Linked DNA regions of Homo sapiens: region 2 is linked to region 1. A link is an interaction called in ENCODE POLR2A ChIA-PET data of the cell type or tissue named here. Cell type or tissue: OCI-LY7. All regions are shown on one strand. Each heading gives the region's core, and the rest is flanking DNA. Links, peaks and the distances in the headings are about the cores only. Region 1 overlaps SESTD1 (SEC14 and spectrin domain containing 1). Region 2 overlaps CCDC141 (coiled-coil domain containing 141).

Evidence for each region. ChIA-PET counts read pairs that join two places held together with the same protein. Peaks named below come from ENCODE experiments on the same cell type or tissue, not always from the same donor. Only the 100,000 strongest peaks of a DNase experiment are listed, where the experiment ranks them.
Region 2: POLR2A ChIA-PET joins it to region 1 with 6 read pairs; 2 of 35 experiments call an interaction of 5 or more read pairs at or near these places.

The regions. Positions count from the first base shown.
Region 1 is chr2:179,138,876-179,149,212 of GRCh38, reverse strand. It overlaps SESTD1 (SEC14 and spectrin domain containing 1), which reads left to right. Exons shown (of 18, transcript NM_178123.5): 8 at 2,756-2,811; 9 at 5,410-5,621. Among named protein-coding and RNA genes, the nearest start is that of CCDC141, 94 kb to the right of the region's middle. RefSeq lists an enhancer at 7,804-7,973. In OCI-LY7, for the core only: no CTCF peak of the experiment used is centred there; no DNase peak of the experiment used is centred there.
Region 2 is chr2:179,025,297-179,035,633 of GRCh38, reverse strand. The region is part of intron 2 of CCDC141 (coiled-coil domain containing 141); the gene reads left to right. Among named protein-coding and RNA genes, the nearest start is that of CCDC141, 20 kb to the left of the region's middle. RefSeq lists enhancers at 3,254-3,333, 3,514-3,593. In OCI-LY7, for the core only: no CTCF peak of the experiment used is centred there; a DNase peak (open chromatin) is centred at 3,723; H3K4me3 peaks cover 1,798 bases; H3K27ac peaks cover 1,569 bases.

The DNA.
Region 1 (10,337 bases), core at 2,346-6,345:
AAAGAACTACAGTAAACAAAGTCTTCATTCAATCAAAATTGACGTACAATATTCGTGAGAATTTGAATTTGCTTTACATGTAAAATGTATTGGTTTGAATCAGAGTTTCTTCACAAAAGCCTTTTTTTTTTTTTTTTTTTTTTTTTTTTTTTTGAGACGGAGTCTTGCTCTGTCACCCAGGCTGGAGTGCAGTGGCGCTATCTCGGCTTACTGCAAGCTCCGCCTCCTGGGTTCCCGCCATTCTCCTGCCTCAGCATCTCCAGTAGCTGGGACTACAGGCGCCCGCCACCTCGCCCGGCTAATTTTTTGTATTTTTAATAAAGACGGCGTTTCACCATGTTACCCAGAATGGTCTCGATCTCCTGACCTCGTGATCTGCCCGTCTCGGCCTCCCAAAGTGCTGGGATTACAGACGTGAGCCACCGCACCCGGCCCATTTTTAAATTAATAGTAATGTATTTACTTTTTTCTGACACTATGTAAAATGTTTCAAGAACGTGTTTTCAAAAGAAACACTTTTCTACCTTTTTAGAGTTATCTTCTTTCCTGGTTAAGAATATGAAAAAAGTTGCAGTTTGAAATACAATTATTATAACCTTATTTGAATACATTAGCACTTAAATGTCTAGCTTATAGAACTTTTTCTGCTCTTGTAAAATATGTGATATTCATGAATTCAAATTGGGGAATTTAGTGTTTTATGATATGCAATGAAGTAATAGTTGAGTGGTATTATCTGAATGTAACTACCTAGATTTATCATGTTAACAGATTTCCCTTGAACTTTACAACCTTGTCAGCTTTCACTTTTCTGTTGGTAGAGCAAGTCCTCCTCCTCAGATAAAAAGCACTTTAGCAAGCAAATTAACTATTCAGGCCACTTGATTATTACTGGTCACTAAAACAGTAATTTTTCATTAGGAAATGTGAAAGAATCCTGGTGTTCCCTGTCATCCGATCTGTCTCCTTTGAATCTGACCTTGAAGATACAGTGGAACCTTAATAAAATGCTTGTTGTTATTCCTTGAATCCAAATATAGTCACATATCAAGTTTTCAAGTGTAAGATCATAGTTTTAACACAAAATCTTGATTAAAACAAAGTCAAACTGTGAAAACAAACGGTTTGAATGTAAATCTGATTAAAGTCACAAGCAGTTAGGAATGTTTCCATCCTACAGATGCCGTATAAAAATGTAAAATTATGAAATTTTGTATATGTATATAAATATGTGATTGTGTGTCTGTAGATATCACACACATATATGCTGTGGTTTAGGAAGTGAAAATATCATGAGTTACTTGATGAAAATTAGCTGGACTTGTTTTCTGAATAGTCCATCCGAGTAAGTTTGATGTTTCTTAGTTATATTCCTTGGGAAAGACATCCCATGTTGGTGACTATAGAAAATGAGTCCATGATCAAAGAGTTTGATGCTGTTGACTGTATTTCCCTCTTTGAGAATGACTGTGAATATTGCAGATTAAAGGTTCTGAAGAAGCAGTGCAGCAAAGAAACCTATTTAATTGCTTCCTTAAAACATATCTTGTTCAGGCTGGGCGCGGTGGCTCATGCCTGTAATCCCAGCACTTTAGGAGGACAAGGCGGGTGGATCACAAGGTCAGGAGATCAAGACCATCCTGGCCAACATGGTGAAACCCCATCTCTACTAAAAATACAAACATTAGCCAGGCGTGGTGGCACGCACCTGTAGTCCCAGCTACTCAGGGGGCTGAGGCAGGAGAATCCCTTGAGCCTGGGAGGCGGAGGTTGTAGTGAGTCGAGATCACGCCACTGCACTCTAGCCTGGGTGACAGAGCGAGACTCCGTCTCAAAAAAAAAAAAAACAAAAAAACAAACATATCTTGTTCAGTGTTTTGGGAAACACTTTGGGAAGTCCTGGTTTCCATGACTACATGAAATATCAAAATCTTATATTTGCCAGTTCCTCCTCAAGGAACTGACGTGTTATTGCTTAGTTTCCTTTAAACCCCAGATCCCAGATAATAGAGTCCCTCCTCTTGCAAATTTTTATCAGCTGTCTGTTTTTTTTTTCAACCTTCTTTATGTCAATCCTCAGGAAGCATCTGAGGGCCTAGATCCATTGACAAAAAGTGAAAAATTTAGCATGAGACCAGTCAGTTAGAGCAGCAAGGTCATTGTCCCCTTTCTTTCCTTCATCTTTTCTTTCCTGTATGTGTTTAGGAAAATAAAGGCAGATGTCCAGCTGCACAAGAAGTATGATTAGGGAAGAGAGTACAACTGCTAGGACACACACACACACACACACACACACACACACACACACCCCTGGAATATAAGACAGAATATTCACAGCTATCAAAGATTGCTGTAGGTAAATAAAGTTTTGTCTGGAGGATGGCTGCATGCATTTTTTAATGTTACATTTCTGGGTTACTATATGACAAACTTCATTTTGAAACAAATACTCATTGGATAAATACTAAATGGACTTCTTTGATATATTTGAAATAATATTATGACTAAAAACAGTAAACTATATTTTTCCAAGTAGTTATTTTATGATTTATTACGTTGGTATTTCTCTGGCTACTAGTATTTACTTTTCCTAATGGGCTTCCTTATGCTTGAGAGAAGTTAGCATGGTAGGATGGTATGCTTCAGATTTTCATACTTTTGTGCCCCTGTTCTGTTTTTTTATATGTAAAGGAATTTTTAAAGTTACATTGATAGAAATATGCCTTTTGAAAATTACTCCTTTGGTGTTTTCCAGGTCTGTGGATTTAAACTTTCTTCCATCGGTTGATCCTGAAACAGTTCTTCAGACAGGTAAGATTTAAAAAATATTTGTGATAATAATCCAGTAAACCAATTGGATTGATTCGTTCATTAAATAAACATGAATTCAGCATGAATGTGGTACATGTGGAAGGAACTCAAGGGGAAATTTTTGAGGACCAGGGACTGGTTTTGTGGAAGACAGTTTTTCTGTGGACTGGGTGAGGGATGGTTTCAGAATAAAACTGTTCCACCTCAGATCATCAGGCATTAGGTTCTTATAAGGAGCACACAACCTGGATCCCTCGCGTGCATAGTTCACAATAGAGTTTGTGCTCCTATGAGAATCTGGTGCCGCCACTGATCTGACAGGTGGCAGAACTCAGGTAGTAATGCTTGCTGGCCTGCCGCTCACCTCCTGCTCTGTGGCCCAGGGTGGGGGTGGGGGGAACCGCAGCTTTATAATATTTTTAAAAATTAATAATAATCTCTCTCTTAATTTGGATTTAATTTATTATCTATAAAATGAAGATGAAAATTTTTATTTCACTGGGTTGCTATGAGAATTATTGAACACTCCTTATGTGCCAGACATTGTGTTTATGTATTTTTATTTTTCATTCTCCTAACAAGCCTTTGAGATAATTAGTATTATTTTATCTATTTTGTACTGCAGGAAGCCAAAATGACTTGCCGAAGATCAAGTAACTATTAAGCTCTCTCTCCATAGCTAAATCCAAAGCCAAAGCTCTACTGTTTTATAATCATCGATGTAAAAACACTTATCACCTTGCAAAGCCTTGCACATAGTGCAAGCACATAGTGCTGCCTGATATGTATATTCCAACCCAAATATCTCTAGTAGCAGTTTCACAAACTCTAAGAGAATCAAATTGTAATTTTTTCCAATTGAAATACCTCAATTTTATTTCTGATCTTTTTTTTAATAATAGCTCATAATTCTAATCCTACTGTGTGCCACATACTGTCTGAGCACTTTACATATGTTAACTCATTTCAGTCCTGTGAAATAGATACTATTGTCATTCCAATTTTAAGATGGGAAAGCTGAAGCATAAAAACGTTAAGTAACTTATATAGGTTACACAGCTAGTAAATGCTGGAGCTGGGACTTGAACCTAGGCAGTTTGATTTCAAGGCATGCTCTTTGAAATCATTATGCTATGCTGCTTCTCTAATGAAAATGATATCGACAAGAAAAATAATCAAGGGTGACAATTGTCAAAGTAGAAAAAAATAAATGTATTCTGATATTCATAGCTTTTATGAATATATATAAAAAGACTTTGCACAAACCTTTAAAACAATTATTTTTCCAATTATAAAATGTAATAAATAATAAAGAAGTAAATTCTGAATATATTTGTTGTATTGATTCAGGTGTCCTAAGTTCTTCCAGTATGATATACAGCTTATTTTGTTAGAGAACAAAGAAATACTTGTAATCTCTGAATTATTATATATTTAGCAGGTACAATAGACTGTCAGTAAAAATACTGCTCTAGATTTAAAACTTAATTCCATATATATGTTTAGCAGCTTGAAAGCTTTTTATTTTAATTCATTGAATTAAGAAGCTTTTACAATTTCTATTGTAAATTTAATTTTATATGCTACTAGGTCCTATTTTATATGCTATTAACTTTTAAAGTAAGTATTGAAAGAGAGTATAAAACAAAAAGGTTTAGAACAATCATGGGTACTTTTAGAAATTAGAAATACCTCCAAACCATAATAAAAGTTCAGTTGCTATATATTGAAAGCCATTTAAATTTAAGATATTATTCTAAATAAGGAAGAGAATTTAAATATGTGTATTGTTTTGATGCCTGAATATTAGTCACAAAAACAATTTTTACCTTATTTACTTTTAAAATTATTTAATATCTACAGCTTTAGTTGTTGCACATTCTACAATTGTAGTTTCTCATGTATGAGTGGATTTTCTACATGAGTTTGCTGTAATTGAGTCACATTCATTGCAGTTCTAACACTAGTATGGCCCGTTATTATTCACAGTTAATATATTGTGAAGATTCTTATAAATAGAGATTATATAAATATTATTTTGTACTTGTAATAAAAACTTTTCTCCCTTTAATCATTCATTTATTATACTGTCACCTTTTTTTTAAATGCTGTGATTGAGAATATGGATTAATACTGAAATCCTACAACATATTACTTGGATTAGTACCATCAGACAGAAATCCCACAGTATAATTTTGCTCTACAGGGAAATAGGATTGTTTGGCACAGTATCCTGAGTAATGAATTCACCAATAACAAAAATGTGATTGATAAAAAAAAATATAAACCGTATGTATGCCATATTTAATATGTAGTATAGTATTTCTAAGGTGCGTATATTTATGATATATGATATAGCATTTTAATATACTATCTAGTTTACATAATATATATGTACACACACATACACACATATATATATTAATATGTACAGTTTTCCTACTTATTGTGATACATACATTTTTAAATTCCATTTATAACCTGGTAGATATGTAGGTAGATAGGTTTTAAAAACAAGGGACTAGAATTGGGAATATTGAGAAGTGAGAATTACATTTCTTTACAGATATTAATTTCAAGTATCTTTTATTTGTAAAGGGCATGAATTGTTGTCCGAATTACAGCAGCGTCGATTTAATGGCTCAGACGGAGGGGTTTCATGGTCTCCTATGGATGATGAACTTCTTGCACAGCCACAGGTTATGAAATTATTAGATTCACTCCGAGAGCAATATACCCGCTACCAGGAAGTTTGTAGGCAACGTAGCAAGCGCACACAGTTAGAAGAGATTCAACAGAAGGTAATGCAGGTAGGTGTCTGATTTGAATATATTTAACTCTTTTTAATTCCTTATAATTTCTACTATGTGACTGACTATTAAGTCTTATATACACTATATAGAAAACCTTAGAACACATCAAACTGGATTCTAAAACTTTTAAATTATGTATTGTTTTACAAATAGTATTTGAATTAAAAGTTATGTTATTTTCACAGTGATGACATTGAGCATTCAGCTTAGTGTAACAATGAACTTCAAAAATAACTGGTTCTTGGAAACGTCATCAGTGGTCTCAGTGTATTCTTGCAATAAATAACATTTCATTATTGATACTTGATTTATTCTTAATTTCTAATAACTTAGTTTTTTGGTTAATTTAGGTATTACAAAGAGTATTTCTATCCTAACAAAATAACACATGTAATGCAAATGATTCTAATATCAAATTTTTTATAATATTGATAGAAAATATTAAATGTATTTAGTTATTAGGAATTTTAATTTCTTTTAAACTTTATTTTTATAAGAAAAGTAGGCTAAAATACTAAAGGGAGACATTTCTGTTATTTAGATTACACTCTGGATTTTTATGTTGAATAATTAAGAAAATAAATCTTCGAATATTTTATTTAAAAATGCAAACTGGAAACGTCCTAGTTTTTAAATCTAGGTTCATTTACTCATTAGATAAACATTTATTAAGTGATTCCTCTGTGGAAGGCATTGTGCTAGGTTTTTTACAGGATATAAAGGTAGACTTGGTTTTTACTATCAATAAGTTTAGGGAGAGAAAGTGTTAAGGGTCACAAGGACATGACTGAGAGGTTATGGGCAATTATAGGATGGATTATTTCTCTAGCTTCAGGTAATCTGGGAAGACTTAGTGGGGGAAGTAGCATTTGAGATTGTCCTCCCAGAATGTATCTGATTTCACCAGGCAGTGATAGGTTTTGAAAGAACTGGCATTTTGTGGAGGATGAAGAGTAGCATGGTAAATCATAGCAGCGTAGAATCCCAAGTTCTGTTGAGGAAAAAGGAAGCAGTAGGCACAGTGGGAAGTGGATGGCCTTTTTGAGTCATAGAGCATGATCCCAATCCCAGTTTCTTCACTTAGCTGTGTGACCATTCACGATACTTCACCCCTGAGCCTCGCTTGAACTGTCTTCTTTCTTTCCTCTTTTCCTCTCTTTCTTTCCCTCTCTGCCTTCTTTGCTTAATTGAAACAGGAATAATAATACCCCTTTTGAAAGGCTAGTGTTTGGAAAGAACCCAGCTCTCAATCAGTGGTAGTTATTATATGTATTTCTTTTGAACTAGACTCTACTCTAGAGGTCTAGTGTAGTTGCTGGCAAACTTCTGTAAAATTCCAGACATTTAGACTTTGTGGACCATACGGTCTTTCTTGCAGCTGTGGCTGCTTAACTCTTCCATTATAGTACAAGAGCAGATATAGACATTGTATAAACCAATATGTGTGGCCATTCTCCAATAAACTTTTATTTATTATACAAAAACAGGTGGTGGGCCAGAATTGGCCTGCACAATTGATCTAGTTCGTGGCTTCTCAAATTAGAGCATCAAGATGTCATGGGAAAAAAAGATTTGAAAGGAAGGAAGGAAGGAGTTGGATCATGGAAGATGTTGAATTTCAGGCAAAAGGATTTAGAATTTATTCCATGATAACCACATATAAACTGGAGATTTCTGAGCATACGTTAATTGTATGTGGCTTTTTCCATGGACTTCATTCATAAGTTAAAGGGTTTGTTTTAAATTCAGGTAAGTTTTAGCCCATTAGCTTATCTTAGAAAACCACTAAGATAGAGTAGCAGAGCAGTACAAAAATCATATTCTGAACCCAAATAATCTGAATCTACCCTCTTCTACCACTTCCAAGCTGCTTGACCTTGGGGAAAAGGAAGGTCCTTATGTCATAGTCTCCTCTTCAGTAAGCAAAGGATAACAACAGTAACCGCAACAACAATAATACCTACTTAATAGGACTGTTACAAGAATTAAAGAAGGTAATTTTTATAAAATATTTAGTGTCTGGCACATAATGAGTCTTCTATTAATAACATCTATTAGTTCATCCATTCAAAAAAAAAAAAATGTCTACAATAGTATGACATTGTCCTAGGCTCAGCAATGTCATGATGAGTAAAAATAGGGTTCTTGCTTCATGGGAGATAATTACATGATGACACAAACAGCTGTGAAATTGCAGCTATGCCAGGTGCCAACAAGGAGAGTGATGGGAGTAGGATTAGGATGAGTAAGAAGATATTAGAGACGAATCATATTTCTGACTTGTAAGACTTGGTGTCCTAGTTTGCAAGATAATGGTGTTGCCCACCTAGGGAACATTGGGCAAGATTTGGATATTACTGTGGATGCAAAATAGTGTGGAGAATCATGAGTTTGGTTTCAGACTTGTTAAGTTTGAGGTGACTGTGACTTCTAAGAGAATATGTAGAAGGGTAGTCCACAACAGGTCCAGACTTCGAAGTCTGGGCTGGGGTATATTTGTTTGTCATCTGTGCGTGAATGGTAATTAAAAGCATTGATGTGATTGAAAATTGTCCGAAGAGAAAGTTGAGAGAGGTAAGAAGAGTGCTTTAAACTGAACTTTGAGAAACTCTGACATTTCATGGCAAGGTAGAGGAGCATACACCTGAAAAGAAGGCAGTGAAGGACTGGCCAGAGATGAGAAAGTGTGAAGAGTTCTTTGTCATGGAAACCAAGGGAAGAAAGCATTTCAGGGAAGGAGTTATAACCCTGTCAAACGCTGTTGTAAGGTTGAGTAAAAGGACTTAAAATGTCTGTTAGAAAGCACAAGATTGAGGTCACTGGTGACCACAGGGCATGGAGTGGCAAGGCCAAGAGCAACAGTGGAGTGAATTCAGGAATGAAAGGGAGGTGTGGTGAAGGAAGCAATGAGTATAGACAAGTCGTTGATAACTGTCTCTGAAGGAAAGATGAGAAATAGAGTAATGGCTATAAGTGGTGGAAGAGGGGTTGTATTGCTTTGCGAGGGCTGCCGTAGCAAACAGACTAAGTGATTTAACAACAGAAATTTATTTTCTTGCAGTTCTGAGATCAGGATGTCAGCAGGATTGGTTCCTTTGAGGGCCGTGAGGGAATGCTCTGTTCCAGCCTCTCTCCTTGACTTGACGATGGCCATCTTCTGCCTGTCTTCACATTGTCTTCTCTCTGTATGTGTCTGTGTCCAGATTTCCTCTCCTTATAAGGATACCAGTCATATATTTAGATTGGGCCCACCCTAAAGACCTTATTTTAGGTTAATTACCTCTTTAAAGACTGTCTCCTAATAAATATTGTTAGAATCTGAGGTACTGTGGGTCAGTACTTCAACAGATGTATTTTTGAGGGGAGGGACACAGTTCAGCCTATAGGAGGGGTAAGGATAGTTGTTCTTTCTTTTCATGATATGAAAAACTTTAAAGATTGCTTGAAAGTGTTGAGGGGGAGAGGTTGAATACACAAGAGAGAAGGAATAATTAATACTATCGAGTTCCCAACAAGGTGGACGTAAACGGAATCAAAGCACAATAGAAGGGATTCGCTTTAGAATGTAAGAGCGAGAGCTCCTTCTGTGTCGCAGGAAGGATGGCTAGGATTACCATAGGACCATGAGGTTCCTCTGGCCAGTAACAGACCAGTTACACAGACAGCAGGAATACAGCAAAGTTAATTATTGCAGGGCACCGAGCAAGGAAATGGGAGGAGACCCTCAAATCCATCTCTTCGAGGAGTTCTGAGCTGGAGTTTTTAAGGGGATCATGTAGGGTAAGGGGCTGGAAAATTGGGGTTGTTGATTGGTTGAGGCAAGGGAGATGAAGTCAGCAGGATGTGGAAACTGCATCATTGGTGAGTCGGTGTCTTGTGGGGCCCCTCAGACCAGGTGAGTCAGTGGGGTCCTTCAAACCAACTGGCACAGTAGTTTTGTCAGTATGCAGGACCTGAAGGAATGTCTCAAAGTGAAAACTTAACGATTCATAATGTTTAGGTTGTTATCTATAGAACAGTTAAGGGGAACTATAATCTTGAAACAGGGTCCATGATTCTAGGTCAATAGGCACCAAACAACTATGAGGAAGCAGGTGAAACTGATCTGACCTAACAATTAATGTTCAACATGCTGCAAGCTTGGTATATTTTCATTTCTCCCCCTTCTTTCTTCCCTGATTAATTTTATAAAGTTTATAGGGGCGGTTTTAGATGAGTCCAGAGGTGCTCTGTATGTAAATCAGGCATCAGGAAGTTTGAAGGAGTCACTGTGTGATGTGTCTTTTTTTCATAAAGAGGAAAAGGCCATCTGCTTGATGGTACAAATTGCAGGGGTGATGGTTAAAGAGGATCAGTGGTTTGAATAGAGTGGAGGTGATTAAACATTTTCTTTGTGGGGAATCGAAGAGTGAAATTATCACTGTCAACCTAAATAACAGTGAGGGGCTCTTTAAAAGGAAGATATTATTTGTTTTAGAGAATAGAACATTACAATGGGAATATGCATGTCATGGTAAGCTGTGTGCATATTCAGAGAGGTAAAGGAAGACAAACATTTTTAAAGGAAAAAAATGAGGATTACATAATTGTTTTGAAATAATTGTCTTTGGTTCTAAAGATCAATAACAAGGGCGATGAGCCTCTGATATTGGACAGGCAATTGCTGGACAGATGTCCTTGTGGAAGGATTTTTTTTTTTTTTTTTTTTTTTTT
Region 2 (10,337 bases), core at 1,997-5,996, 110 kb after region 1:
CCAACAGTCAATCAACTTCCAGTCATGTGAATGAGCCACCTTGGAAGTAGATTCTCCAGTCCCAGTTGAGCCTCCCAGCTGACTTGCATGGGGCAGAGACAGGCCTTTTCCACTGAGTCCTGCCCAAATTGAGAATCATGAACAAAGTAAATGGTTGCTATTCCAGGCTACTAGAATTTGGGGTGGTGTGTTACACAGCCACAACTGGAACAGAGTGCAAATACAGAAGGAGCACCCTATAGGGACTTTGAAGGCAGTGCTTATAAATGAAAAGGCACAGGCAGAAGAAAACAAGAGTTTTTATGGGAAGACAGTGGATAAGTGGAACTGAGTTTCTCTAACGTGAAAGATGGGGTGATAATCCTAATGATAAATAAAAAGAAAATTCTGAATTTATGAGAGGTTTTCTTTATGAAGAATGAATGAGGACAGATTCAAAGATATGACTATCATAATGTTAGACTGTTTGACCTGCATTCTGATATAGTTTCTTGATAGACAGAAAAATGTTGTAGTTATAATTCAGCACACAGAGATCTACACAAACTATTATGGGTATATTGTGGAAAATAGGGTATTTAGTTCTTCCAGGAAAACCTTGACAGAAAAACTGATATTTGAACTGTCCTGGAGATGAATATGAGTTTTCCAGAACCCATAGACTAATTTAATGGACAAACAATAGATAGGGAGAAAAATATTTGCAATTTACGTGGAAATCAAATGGTTATAATCCTTCATATTGATAAGAAATACAAATAAAATCAATAAAAATGGACTATTTACAAAAGAGAAATACATTTCCAGTAAACATTTAAGAAGATCAACATCAGAATTACCTGAGAAATGAAACAATCATTAAAAAGATACACCATTATTTGCCTAATATACCATTATGAATTCAAAATATCAATAACATCCAATGATGGTAAGAATGCGAGGAAAGACTGGTTGAGACTTTGGACTGACACAACCTTTTGGAAACCGGAAAGCATTCAAATGTAAAATGCATGCATTCTGTGATCTACTAGCTTCACCTCCAGGAAACTATCCTTGGAAATGAAAGCACTCATAGAGATATTGATATAAAGATGCTTTTGCTCTCATATTGACCATGTTTTCACATTTTTTAAAACTTAAGTTCAGAGGTACACGTGCAGGTTTGCTCTTTAGGGAAGCTTGTGTTATGGAGGTTTGTTGTACAGATTATTTCATCATCCAAGTATTCAGCCTAGCACCCTACTAGTTGTTTTTCCTGATCCTCTCATTCCTCCCACCCTCTACCCTCCATTAGGACCCAATGTCTGTTGTTCCCCTCCATGTGTCCATTTCCATCTGTCATCATGTAGCTCCCACTTACAAGTGAGAACACGCAAAATTTGGTTTTCTGTTCCTCCTTTAGTTTGCTAAGGATAATGGCCTCCAGCTCCATCTATGTCACTGCAAAGGACATTATCTCATTCTTTTTTATTGCTGCATAGTATTCCATGGTGTTTATATACCACATTTTCTTTATTCAGTGTACCACTGATGGGCATTTAGGTTGATTCCATGTCTTTGCTATTGTGAATAGTGCCGCAATGAACATATGTGTTTTTAGTAGAACAACTTAACTAGAAACAAAACAATATATAATAACAGGAGAAATAAAGTTTTAAATTAGTAATTTATGCTTTTTTCATACTGTGAAATATTATGCTGAGCCCCAGGCTTCTTACTTGTGACATAGATAAATTCAGAAGTTTAAGCCAGTGTTGGTTGGGCTTTATGTTATTTGTCACTAAAAACATTTCTATTTGAAAGGCCAGGATCATAGCTAGCATTTTTGAAATCATAGGCCTGTAGTCTCCAGCTATTAATTTTCTATTTAGAAGGTAGTCCTTTAAAATATAAACCTACAAACAAAATTTTTTCATGGAAAATAGAACCCATAGTTCTTATTAGTATGACAAAAAGGTTCTAGGTCTGAGATTTAGACAGACAGGACAAAACTCTGACAGTTCAATATAAATGAAAATGACAGAGATAAAGTGGACACAGAATCCATCCATCCCCTACTCCCAGTCTTCAATATGTCTGAGTAAGATTAAATATTAGGATAAAAATATACTTTTGTATTCTGTCCAGAAGGTAACAGATCTTTCTACTCTAGAAAAGACATAAAATTGTCTCTCAGTACCTGTGTGGGATTGGTTCCAGGATCTCTGAAGATATCAAAATTCACTGATGCTCAAGTCCCTTTTATAAAATGGCATAGTATTTGCAATATAAGCTATGCACATCCCCCTTTATACTTTAAATCATCTATAGATGACTTACAATATATAAAATAATGTAAACATTATGCAAATATCATAGCACATTGGTTTCATATTTGTATTAATTTTTGTTATGTTATTTCTTTCTGAATATTTTTATACATGGTTTATCAAATCTGTGGATGTGGATGTGAAGAACCAACTGTCCATATGTATTGGACTTAGCCTAGAATGAGAGCATTTTCTTTTCTTTTGTTTTGGTTTGTCTGTGTGTTTTAAGTCCACTATGACTTCTGCCTGATTAGCCTTAGCCAGAATGCATCTTTTCTAAACTATAGACTTTATAATATATATAATATTATATATTATATATATATATAATATTCTGAGATATATAATAATGTATAAATGTGTAAAACACTAGAGATTTCAAGTGGCATGGCTATGTCATTCTCATGACAAGTTCATCTAGCTATTACTCTTCTGGAGAATAAAGCAAACTTCTGACTCTATGATTAGCCCTGTTCTCCAAATTTTCTGTGTCCTCCATCTCCTTGCTACCATATATTTGAAACTTAGGTCCTTGAGCGAAATTAGAATTTTTGTCTTTTTTACTGGTTCTAGTACCAGGAAAGATGAAATGATCATCCTCCACCCTGTCTCCACTAACTGCAACTATAAACCCAGGTGGAATACATGTATGACAAGGATGATGAAGAGTTAATGCCGGCAGATAGATTAGGGGAAAGGATTAGAAATCCAAATACCACCAAACCAGCAGTGTTTTCATATGTCCTTGCTCTGGTATTTCCCGGTTGAATTCAAAGACAAACTGACACCCTGATATACGTACCAGATGTGGACAGAAAAAGTTCCAGAAAAGCCCTCTCTTTTAGTTGTGAGCAGAGGAAAAAGGATCCAAGGGTCAGAGAGGGAGAGGGAAAATCCCTTGCTTTTGTTTTTTGCTTTTTGTGTTTCTATTGTCTCTGCCTCAGTCCAAGCCACCACCACCCCCATCCCCAAATGGCAGTCGTGATAGTGAAAGTGGAAGCAACCAGGCAGATGCCTAAACCTCCAAGAGAGGGGAAAACTGGCCAGAAGATCAATGGTCCCAGAGCTTGGAATGAATTCACATTGCTTTTTTTCTCTCCCCATCCTTTCTGCTGCTTGGTCCTACAGGTGCCATGAGAGGATGTGCACAGCAGAGTGAGGAACCTAAAGCCCCTGCTTTAATGCCAGAGAACCAGTAAGGGGGGTTTCCAGGGTACAAATTTCAGGCACTGAGTCAAGCCAGTAAAGTGGGAAGACAGAGAAGGTGAGAGAGCAGTCTCACCTTTCAGCTCTATAACTCATATTGTATAGATGGTTCTGTGATTTTTTTTAAAAGTAAGTTTAACTACTCTGTCAGTAGACAGGAAACTCTGAAGAACCACAAGCTCTCAAATTCAGTTTCATAAGACATGTTTTGCACTTTAACAGCCAACTCAAAACCCATCCTAAGTATTTCCGTAGTTGAAACTGGAGAAACCCAAACCACCCAAGGCTATTGCTGACTGCTTTGAGTGCCTGAGATTCTTAGGTTCAGTGATACCATAGGCTATTAAACTTTTATTAACATGTTGAAAAGAAAACACTTTGCTAGTGTGTCATACTTCTTGGAGCAGCAATAAATAGAAATGCATAAGACAAGCCACAAATGTCAGCTGCATATGTAATTTAAATTTTTTGGTACTCCATATATGAATTCTGGAGCATTAAATGTTTACATTACAAAAGAATAAATGTCTCAAATTGATGATCTAAGCTTTTCCCTTAAGGAACTAGAAAAATAAGAGTAAATTAAAGCCAGAGCAAGCAGAATGATGGAAAAAATGAAGATAAAAGCAGAAATCAATGAAATTGAAAATAGTAAACCAACAGGGAAAATCAGTAAGAACAAAAGCTGGTTTTTTGAAATGCTTTCTCAGCCAGACTGAGAAAGGAAAGAAAGAGGGCAAAAATTATTAATATTAGGCGTAAAAGATGGGTATCACTATAAACCCCACAGATATTAAAAGCATAATAAAGGAATACTATGAACAACTCTGTGCACATATTCAACACTTAGATGAAAGAAACCAAACCCTTAAAAATCATAAGCTACGAAAACTACTCAAGAAGAAAAAAAAAAACAAGTGAAAATAATTTAATAATATGTTTAATTTATCCCAATATATATAAATATTATCTCTTAGCATCTAATCTTTATAAATTGAGATAGTTTAGTCTTTTTTATATTAAAACTTCAAAGTCCTGTATACACTTTATACTCATAGCACATCAGAATTTGAACAAGTCATTTTTCAGGTGGCTAGTGGCCCTCTATATTGGGTAATGCAGATTTAGAGAATAAAGAAGACTAAATCTTTTGGGAATGAAAATAGTTCATTTTTTTAGCCCAGGAAAAGCCTGCTTACCAAACTAATGCATACAGAGCCTGAAAACGAAAATTGTGAGATGAGATTTATTTCAAGGATAAGAAAAGAAAGAAAACCAGGCCAAATTATTTCTAGTAGCAAATGTTTGAAGGCAATTAATAAAGCAGTATTATTAGACACTGTCATAGGATGAGTAGGAATATTTTTCCTAATGTCATATTTTCAAAAATAGGTATGTGTGTAAATTTATTTGTATATGTATGTAGTAACTATTCCAATTATTTTACTTAGAAAAGTAATTTCTTTAAAATGAATGAATTATATAAGCATTTTGCAACAATGAAATGAAAATATACTAATCCAGTTTGAAAGGCTAGCAGTAAAAGACAGTAATTAAATGGTGAATTGTCTGTTTACAAATTCTGGGAGCATTAATGCACATTTCACTAATAATATTATATGTAATTAATTTGTTGTTCAGTGTTCATCCATTGCTCAAATATTGCTCAGTGGATTTTTTATGGTTATGTTTCTTAATGATAACAACACGGGAGGCCAAATGCAATTCAGATTCTAAAAATAGCTAAAAGGATTTTGTTAATATGCCATAGTTAGTTTTGCTTAATGTTGGTTAACGGGTCATTAAAGATTGTGTATTTTGTTACTTGAGTGACGAATGCATAATACAAAGCAAGAATTTGCTTTCTGTTAGCATATTTGGAAAATGAATTAACTTAAAAATTGTTTTTGGTATTAATTTATTTATAAATATTTCACATATGACTAATTTTCATTTGTGGTTGTAGATGACAGCCTAAGTTCTGAATAACAAGCAAAGGGGGAGATATATATGTTATTTAAGAATATGATCTCTAATAACTTCAGTGTTCTATCAGTGTTTATAGCCATTTAATGTATTGTGCTTAGAGAAGAGAGAATCATGCTCTGGATATTACATATACAAATGGGATAAAGATTTAAATCTCTGGTAAAGCCTGTTCTCCAGGACTAAGCAAGACACCTGGAAAAAGTATTGGATAATTAATCAAGATTAGAAAGACAAAAAATTATAAATTGTGGATTTTCTTTTTCTTCCAAGAACAGAAAACTTTCTATATCACCTGAGACTTAGAACTGGCCTGCAAAAAGGGTTAGTTAAGCACAGGGATATCAAACAACATTTTCAACCCTGAAATTTCCATCATAACCCATTTATTAGTTATTGTAAGTGATTCCTTTTAATAAATCATGTTTATACTTCTAACCAAAAATCCCAGCTAAGCTTGCAAATAGGATTTTGTTGTAATTCCTAGAATGTTCATGATTAACTTATGGATCCAATATGTAACTATGGGACACCCTCTGTGTATCCAGCTCAGAGTTGGTACACAAAGGATTGTGGATATGAAATATTGCAAAATAAAGTTTTTACCCCCTTGAAAAACTTATAGAAGCAATAATGGTTACTATCTATGAATCATCTACTATATGCCAGTCATTGTATTAGATGCATTAGATATTTAATCTTTAAATTAACCTTGTGAGATAGGAAATATTTTCATTTCACAGATGATTAAACAAATTCAGAAGTGGCTATGCCCAAGTCCCACAATGGCCTACAATACTATTAGTCATTGCTACTCTAACTTATTTAAAGAGGTATTATTAATATTTAAAATACAATCATGGCAAGATAATATATGGAAGACTATATACAAAATGCTGACAGATGGCTCATAGTCATCAGCCCAAGAGAGGGAAGTATTTATTTGGATCTCAAAAGAAGTGATGGGTAAAGATTAGGAATCAGACTGGCATTCCAGATTAGAGTACAGGATTAGCAAATATCCTGAGATATTTGGCTGAGACAAATATAAGCAAAATACACATGGGGCACATGAAGATCTCTGTCAGCAAATATGAGATGAGGCTACATTGTTATGGAGAATAGGGGCTGGGGCTGAATGGCAGTACCCACCGGGCTACACAGTTAGATTTGATTGTGGCCAAGAGTGGGTTTTTAAAGCGGGGGTAGATTTAACAAAATAGAGTTTTACGAAGGTTGCCTTTATAACTATATGTGGGATGGACTTGAATGGGAAATTTGGGGAGTTAAAATAAGTATTTGGAGACTATTAATAGACGTTGGAATTTAGACTGGGGTTTTGAGTGAGAGTGAACAGGATAAAATTTTAAAGGTTTTGTTATAGCAACATAGTATATTTCTATAATATATTTTGATAAAGTAATGAATTATAAAGAATATATTTTAGAATCAATAATTTTACATAGATAGTGAGGGAAAAGTTGAAGATAATCCCAAACCTTAAATCCTATAGGATAAGAAAAACAGATATCCCACTGGTATTATTACATGATTGCCAAAGGGTACCATTTTGAATCAGAATGTCCTTTATATTGGCAGATTGGAGGTCACTGACATAATTTGCTAAAATAGTTTCAGGGGAGCAGTGGTGCTGGATCCAAAGTTGCAATTGTTTAATGAACAAATGTAAAGAGAAAAATCTGCAGTAGTAAGGGTAAACTGTTGTTCCACTGAAGCAAATGGAAGATGCTGACTGCGAAGCTTTTGTTAGTATGGGAGAGATGAGGGTTCAGGAAATGAGCAGACTGCACTTATAAAGTATAGTGTGAGTGTTAGTGAAGAGTTCATTTGCTATGAATCTGAATTTCCATGAGATACAGTTGTGAAGTTTGGAAGGAAGGGAAGCAGTGATAGGAAGATTATAAAGCAGACAGATGACCAGTTCTTAGGTGAACAAAAACAGGAGGAATGTAAGGCAAGGTGGAGTTACCAGCCTTGTAATGCCCAGTGCTCATAGTGGAATTGATCTCATGGTATCCTGGGTGGGAAGTCTGGGATGGTGACTTCTTGATCCAGTATTCTCAGTCTGATGACTGTTTCTAGGCAGTTCAGGAAACCATGAGAGGAAAGGAGGTGAAAATGAACAATCTTATCTTGCATGTTCTCACCTATAAGTGGGAGCTAAACATTGAGTACACATGGATGCAAAGAAGGGAACAACAAACACCAGGGCTAATTTTGGGTGAACAATGGGATGAGGGTGTATTAGCTAGTTTTCACGCTGTTGATAAAGACATACCAAGACTGGGCAGTTTACAAAAGAAAGAGGTTTAATGGACTTACTGTTCCACATGGTTGGGGAGGCCTCACAATCATGGTGGAAGGCAAGGAGGAACAAGTCACATCTTACATGGATGGCAGCAGACAGAGAGAGAGCTTGTGCAGGGAAACTTTTTTTTTTTTTTTTTTTTTTTTTTTTTTTTTTTGAGAGTAAGAGTCTCACTCTGTTGCCCAGGCTGGAGTGCAATGGCACGATCTTGGCTCACTGCGACCTCCACCTCCCGGGTTCATGCCATTCTCCTGCCTCAGCCTCCCAAGTAGCTGGGACTACAGGCACCCGCCACCATGCCCAGCTATTTTTTTTGTATTTTTAGTAGAGACAGGGTTTCACCGTGTTAGCCAGGATGGTCTTGATCTCCTGACCTTGTGATCCGCCCGCCTCAGCCTCCCAAAATGCTGGGATTACAGGCGTGAGCCACCATGCCTGGCCGGAAACTCTCATTTTTAAAAGCATCCAATCTCATGAGACTCATTCACTATCATGAGAACAGTGCAGGAAAGACCTGCCTTCATAATGCAATCACTTCCCACTGGGTTCCTCCCATGACGTGTGGGAATTGTGGGTGTTACAATTCAAGATAAGATTTGGGTGGGGACACAGCAAATCATGTCATTTCACCCTGGCCCCTAGCAAATCTCATGTCCTCACATTTCAAAACCAATCATGCCTTCCCAACAGTCCCCCAAAGTCTTAACTCATTTCAGTATTAACTCAAAAGTCCACAGTCCAACGTCTCATCTGAGGTGGGGCAAGTCCCTTCACACCTATGGCCTGTAAAATCAAAAGCAATTTAGTTATTTCCTAGATACAATGAAGGTACAGGCATTGGGCAAATACAGCCATTCCAAATGGGAGAAATTGGCCAAAACAAAGGGGCTATAGGCCCCATGCAAGTCCAAAATCCAGCAGGGCAGTCAAATCTTAAAGCTCCATAATAATCTCCTTTGACTCTATGTCTCACCTCCAGGTCATGCTGATGCAAAAGGTGGGTTCCCATGGTCTTTGGCAGCTCCACCCCTGTGGCTTTGCAGGGTTCAGCCTCCCTCCTGGCTGCTTTCATGAGCTGGCATTGTGCGTCTGTGGCTTTTCCAGGTGCGCAGTGCAAGCTGTCAGTGGATCTACCATTCTGGGTCCTGGAGGAGACTGGCACTCTTCTCACAGCTCCACTAGGCACTGCTGCTGGGGGTACTCTGTGTGGGGGCTCTGACCCCACATTTCCCTTCTGCACTGCCCTAGCAGAAGTTCTCTATGAGAGCCCTACCCCTGCAGCAAACTTCTGCCTGGACATCCAGGTGTTTCCATACATCCTCTGAAATCTAGGCAGAGGTTCCCACACCTTAGTTCTTGACTTCTGTGCACTTGTAGGCTCAACATCACATGGAAGATGCCAGGGCTTGAGGCTTGCACCCTCTGAAGCCATGGCCTGAGCTCTATGTTGGCCCCTTTCAGCCATGGCTAGAGTGGTTGGGATGCAGGCCACCAAGTCCCTAGGCTATGCACAGCACAGGAACCCTGGGCCCAGCCCATGAAACCACTTTTTCCTCCTAGGCCTCTGGGCTTGTGATGGAAGGGGCTGCAATGAAGACCTCTGATATGCCTTGGAGACATTTGCTCCATTGTGTGGGAATTAACATTTGGCCCCTCATTACTTATGCAAATTTCTACAGCCAGCTTGAATTTTTCCTCAGAAAATGGGATTTTATTTTCTATCACATTGTCTGGCTGCAAATTTTCCAAACTTTTATGGTCTGCTTCCCTTATAAAACTGAAGGCCTTTAACAGCACCCAATTCATCTCTTGAATGCTTTGTTGCTTAGAAATTTCTTCTGCCAGATACCCTAAATCATCTCTCTTAAGTTCAAAGTTCCACAAATCTCTAGGGCAGGGACAAAATACCACCAATCTCTTTGCTAAAACACAATAAGTTCTCATTTCCATTTGAGACCACCTCAGCCTGGACTTTATTGTCCATATCACTGTGGCATTTTGGACAAAGCCATTCCATAAGTCTCTAGGAAGTTCTAAACTGTCCTACATTTTCCTGTCTTCTTCTGAGCCCTCCAAACTCTTCCAACCCCTGCCTGTTACCTAGTTTCAAAGTTACTTCCACATTTTCAGGCAACTTTTCAGCAATGTCCCACTCTACTGGTACCAATTTACTGTATTAGTCCATTTTCACACTGCTGATAAAGACATACCCAAGACTAGGCAATTTACAAAAGAGAGAGGCTTAATGGACTTACAGTTCCATGTGGCTGGGGAGGCCTCACAATCATGGCAGAAGGCAAGGAGGTGCAAGTCATGTCTTACATGGATGGCAGCAGATGAAGAGAGAGAGAGCTTATGCAGGGCAACTCCCGTTTTAAAACCATCAGATCTCGTGAGAGTCATTCACTATATGAGAACAGCACAGGAAAGACCCACCCCCGTAATTCAGTCACTTCCCACTGGGTTCCTCCCACAACACCTGGGAATTGTGGGAGTTACAATTCAAG